Regions from separate parts of the Homo sapiens genome. Here region 2 is linked to region 1. A link is a loop called in an ENCODE intact Hi-C map of the cell type or tissue named here. Cell type or tissue: heart right ventricle. All regions are shown on one strand. Each heading gives the region's core, and the rest is flanking DNA. Links, peaks and the distances in the headings are about the cores only.

Evidence for each region. Hi-C counts contacts between places; a loop is a spot of excess contacts. Peaks named below come from ENCODE experiments on the same cell type or tissue, not always from the same donor. Only the 100,000 strongest peaks of a DNase experiment are listed, where the experiment ranks them.
Region 2: a loop joins it to region 1, with 1.8 times the contacts of the local background. A loop is called at or near these places in 7 of 110 quality-filtered maps.

Annotation. Positions count from the first base shown.
Region 1 is chr2:64,083,675-64,086,601 of GRCh38, reverse strand. No RefSeq gene overlaps it. Among named protein-coding and RNA genes, the nearest start is that of PELI1, 59 kb to the left of the region's middle. In heart right ventricle, for the core only: no CTCF peak of the experiment used is centred there; no DNase peak of the experiment used is centred there.
Region 2 is chr2:64,133,696-64,136,622 of GRCh38, reverse strand. The region is part of intron 1 of PELI1 (pellino E3 ubiquitin protein ligase 1); the gene reads left to right. Among named protein-coding and RNA genes, the nearest start is that of PELI1, 9.3 kb to the left of the region's middle. In heart right ventricle, for the core only: no CTCF peak of the experiment used is centred there; no DNase peak of the experiment used is centred there; H3K27ac peaks cover 1,115 bases.

The DNA.
Region 1 (2,927 bases), core at 288-2,787:
TTTCTTAGTGTCATTTCTATATTAGTCATACTGCATGAATGCAAATGTTGATTCTATTTTTCATTGATTTTATTCAAAGAACTCAACTGTGACAGGAATCCCTGAATCAAGTATACTATGCAAAGTTGGTATCTTGTTGCAAAGGTAATACAACTGTGAAGTGATACTTGTTATGATGAAATTAAAGTCAAAGATATGACTCTTGGGATGTAACCTTTTGCAGAGAAGCATTAAAAGAATGTTATTCTGCTTTGGTATATGCTATAGGACTTTTAAAGTTTGAGAGTTAACAATCAAGAGTTTCTTTGCAGCTGCTTTTATGGTTTCATTATTGCTACTGATTTCAAATATAGCCGTATTTATTTACCAAAGTGTTTTAATTCCTCTTTAAATACAAAAGGACCATTGAAAATGTTGTCTGGGTGGAATTTCACAAATACAAGGAATTCTTCAGACAAGGCATGGGTCCAAGCCTTAATCCAGTCTGGCCTCAGATACCAGTCCTTAAATGTTCCTTTATCAAAGTAGGTAACAATGGGCAGTTATTCACTGTAAATAAACTAGGGACTGAGTGAGGGGAGTTAGAAAATATCAAGATAAGCAGTTTGCCCTTCGGAGAGGACTCAGTTGTACTGAAGCCAGCATTTCCTATCATTTTGTAACATACTTTTATTTTTAACTCCTTGGCTCTGTGGTCATGAATCTCATTACCTACCATTCTATGGGAACAAAGTAATTCAACCCTTTGGCATCAATGAATTAATACTTCTTCTACCCTATTTTAGTTCCTTGGGTCTTTGGTGGTGGCCCTATGTATGGAATTAGACTTGCAACAGTAGATGGTCTCAGACTAACAAATTTACAGCCTCTTCATTTTGGGAGCTCAGTGGGCTCTTTGAAATAAAACAAAATCGGAGCTTTTTTTTTTTTTTTTGAGATGAAGTTTTGCTCTGGTTGCCCGGGCTGGAGTGCAGTGGCGCAATCTCAGCTCACCACAATCTCTGTCTCCCGGGTTCAAACAATTCTCCTGCCTCAGCCTCCCAAGTAGCTGGGATTACATGCATGTGCCACCATGCCAGGCTAATTTTGTATTTTTAGTAGAGACAGGGCTTCTCCATGTTGGTCAGGCTGGTCTCAAACTCCTGACCTCAGGTGATCCACCCAACTCGGCCTCCCAAAGTGCTGGGATTACAGGCGTGAGCCACTGTACCCAGCTGGAGCATCTTAAATGTATTTTAAAGTTATCCTCAGTCTAAGGAGCTTTTTAATCATTCAATGGCTAATGGAAAGGATAATCCAAATTATCTGTAGCTGAAACACTTTTGAAAGGATATATAGTTTGGAGGACAGAGTACAGAGCAATGACCCAACATATCAAATTCTCTAACAACAAATTCCAAGGAATTTGTTCCTATTAGCTTGCATTGGAATGTAATTCTGTGTTGATCTGTGACACTAGTTCAAACATCTTTTTGATCTGCAAAAATGTTTTGTCATAATGGGAATTAAAATAGAAAGTTGATCTTCACCTTTTCATTCATTCCCTCATTACGATGAGTTAAGCCTGCTGACCAATGAAATGTCCTACAAAATAGGAGCAACATGAGCAAAATAATTGACATAACAAGGAGAAATACACACTTTTACTCTGAGAATATTACATTAATTTGACCTTTGTCATTATTGTTGTTTGTTATGACTGACATTTTGGACTGCTGATTAACCTGGATTTCCAGATATCCTTGGCTTGTAAGTACATCTGTAACCACAGGACCCAGCATCTACTAGAGAGGGTTTGCAACAAGAAGCTCATACCTCACTGAGTGAAAATATTTCAAAAACATCTATTTTGTCACTTTGTTTCTTTAAAGTTTCCCTTTATGTGGAAAGGTGATAAAAGGCTTTATTTAGAGAACTAGGTATAATTAAACAAAAGGGAATCTTATGTAGTGACACTATTTTCCTGGCTGGAAAAAACACATTGACTCTTAAGGTTCTTTATGTGCTTCTGTTTGCATGGTTCATTTCCAGCTAACACAGCATTTCTGAAATGCCAACATTTGCTTTTTGTTTTCTGGTGTTGTGTCTAAGCAAACTAATATGGGTGCCAAGAAGATAATGCTGGGTTTTTAATGGAATGCCAGATCATCAGTTCTTTTTGAAGTGGGGTTTGAGTTAGTTATTATGTTAATAAATCTAAATTTTGATCCCCTTTGTTGACCAATTATTTTCTCCTGAAGAAAAACTATCCTATGACCAGCAATCTTGCACATATATATTGGGGCTAATATATACTGGAATGAATAGATAAAAGAGTGTGAATAATGCAATACATCACAATCAATCTGATTAGAAAAACAGCTCAGAGCAAAATTATCTGATAATTTAAGATACCAAAATTCTTTTTTTTTTTTTGGTATTTGTATTGGAATTTAATTATATATTGACCCATGACAGCTTTCCATTAGCCATTACCAAAATCTCTTTTTTGGTATTTTAAATTAGTAGCATGATTGGTACCTGTATGATTGGAAGTTAAACTATCAGCTGTTATTCTGCTTCTTAAAGGCTAGGGGGGCTTGTCAATAGAGTAAGGGTCTCCCTCTCTTAAACGGAGGTCTGTCCAAGAGAATAAAATACTTACAGGAGACCTGAGGAGATTATGAGAAATAAGATGTCTTGCATACAGTCAGCCTGCAGTTAAATATTCATTGAATATTTGAGCAGATTAGAACTGGAGCCTTCATCCTTCATGTGTTGAAGAACTATTTTTAATTTTCTAGCAACCTTAAGATCACTGGATAGGAGAGGAACTCCACTCTTGAGTGGAGAAGTAAAGTAGGAAGAGTCTAGACTGACAGTTGTGATAAGCCTTTTTCTCTCTCCTTGTCCTGTGGGACTCCTGGGGAAACCTCAAACACAGAGGC
Region 2 (2,927 bases), core at 282-2,781, 50 kb before region 1:
CATTTGTATTTTTAACCAATCATTTAAAATGTAATGCCATGAAGTAGAACTTATGAACTTTTATTATGTAGTTAATTACATAGTGACCACTAAGAATATAAGTATATAACTGTGTAAGGAATACTTTAACAAAGCTTCCTATTTTAAACATTTTTCAGTAAATTGTTAGGAATCTAGTTCTTTAATTCACTCAGAGTTTTTGTCCCTTTAGTGTGTGTAGATGTATGTATGCATGTGTATGTATAGATAGCCAGACTCTCTTACCATATACTGCACATACTATCAGGGCTGAGCTGCTAGACTAGATTATTTAACGTATTTTAAACACTAGTTTGTTAACATGGAACAACTGAGCCCATATTTAATTCCTGGGCTTTCCATTAACTCTGAAAGTCTTTTAAAACCTTTGATTCATCTAAAAAAAAAAAGTGGCAGTGGTTTTTCATAAAGATCTTTGAACTTCTATGATGATGACCATACTGAAGTGTAACTTATTTTAGAAAGCTTTCATTCAGGCTGTTGATTTGCTGGTAAGATCATGAATCTGTTTTTCATTTCCATTTTTGTGGAATAAATGAATAACTTCTGACGGAAGAGAAAGAGAGGGAAGGCAGCAAGAGAAGGAAGGAAAGGAAGAAATTGGATCTCACAAAATAGTAAATATAAGTATGGATAATTCTCTGAACTTGGATGTGCTTAAGTGTCTATGACCTAATGAGCTAAGGCTCAGATGTGTAAATTAAGTAGAGAATAGAAGTAATAATACACCTTGCATTTGAAGAGAAGTTATTGCTTTGCAAAAGTGCATCTTACATTTCATGTTGACTTAAACCTTATGACCATGATAAAATCTATACTTAATTTTGGAAATAATAATGAGTAACAATAATTGAGAGATTATTTGAAAATTCAATCTATTAAGCTTTGTAGATTTTTACAGCAACAGGTTCAAGGTTATTCTTCTCAGCTTGTGCATTGCAAGATACTTGTAATTTCCTGCCTGTCTCACTTTCATCTATTCATTACTCTGCCAATAGCTCTCTTTATCATCCTTTGCCAGCTTTAGTCATGCCTATTGCTCTTCAACAGCGTTTTCTATGTTTGTCTGCCATTTTTATACTTATAAAGTAGACTTGGAATGAATTAAGGTTATAAAGTAGTAACCTGTGGATGGCAAGTACAATACTTTTCCTATTTGTGCCATACTTAATCTTTTTAAACTTTCCTTGCCTATTTCTGGTGTGTGCCTTGGTGGAGATCTCTCATCAGACACTAAGAGATAACTACATGACCTGTAGGATGCAATACTTTTTTAACTCAATAATGTAGGAAACAGTAGGAAACAGTTTGAGTTTAAACTCAAACTCATTGAGTTAATCCTGCATCCATCCAGAACCTACATACCTAAACTAGCAAAGTTTGATAGTAAAATTAACAGCCTAGTGGAATTTCAAAAACTATTTTCAGCTCTTGATGTTTGTTGTCTTTTCTAAAAATGTCAAACAATTGGGGACCTCATCATTACTGTAATACTAACCATATATGACCTTAGGGGAAAACTGTACTTCTGTTGAGCATCTCTTTGACAGTCAAGAGGAAAAGATAAAAAGATAAGTAATGTGGTAAAGAAGGTTATAACTTCTTCCTTCCACAAGAATGAATTATGAAGTGACTGGCCCTGATATTTTTCTAGTAACTCATTGTAGTGCTCAACATATCATTTGGCTTAATCTTTAGAAGGCACAGTTTAATTTTATTTTTTAACAATAAGTGAAAACAATTGAAAGTGCTTTGTTGGTTTTTCAAAACTTTAATGTTGAATTCCTGGTTCTTGGCAGATACTATCCGTAGTATTTCATGTTCCTCTGGGTTTATTTCAGATTTAATGAACTGCATGTACTGGAAGCACTAAAAGCTGATTGGCTTTAATTTAGACTACAGTTAGCATGATGGATTTTTCTTTGAATTGTTCTCACTGTCATTCTTTAAATTTACCATCAAAGGATCAAAACATCCAAATTACAAAACTAAGTTTATCATTCATGAGAAAATGTGTTAAATACGTATCTTTTGTAAAGTAGCGGCTGCTTCTAATTAGAAACCGGTCCTATAGACATACCTTATGTATCAAAAAGCTTTTTAAATATACTTACTGCTTTACTGTTACTTTCATTTAAAATAGGATGATTCAGTTTCTGAACTAGCCCTGTCTGTTCTCCAAAGGAACTAGGATGAATTTTGAGGAGGGGCTCTTAAACTTTGAGCAGATCTGTAACTTCATTGAGAGCAGACATTTTTAAAAATTCATCACTGACATTTATTCAACAAAAAGAAGATCAGATTTTGCTAAAGCCTTTTGGTTGTGTCTCTTTTAGAAATAACGTGTTGATTTAGTTGCATATAGTTCAGCTCTTAAGGACCAGTCTTTAAGGCTTTAGCCAGAATTTGTCTCCTAAAGCTGACTTTAAAATGGCTTCCAAAAGGATTTGCTGAGTTTCAGAACTGAGTAGGCTGCTAATGATTCAGTAGGCCCCCTCATTTTCCTCCTACTCCTTAAATTGAAGGCTCCTTCATACCATCTAGGTACCCTGAGTCATCATGGATAAACTCTAAAGAAGAATTGTCATATGGAAAAACTCTACATGAAGTAAGAATGTCAGAAAGCAGTCTGAGTCAGAGATCATTCATTGCTCACAATGATAAAATCTATAGGTTGTGGGCTTCATTTTAAATCTTTTAACATACTTCCATGTATGTCCTTATTATAGGATTATAAATCCTATAATGCCCATAAAACCATCTGAGGTGTTTATTCCCAGTTAATTTCTAATTGGTTTGGTTTTTATTATCTATTACATGAAAAGGATTTTGTATTTTTTATTGAATAAATAGAGAGGAGAGGCAATATGATACAGGATAAAAACCAC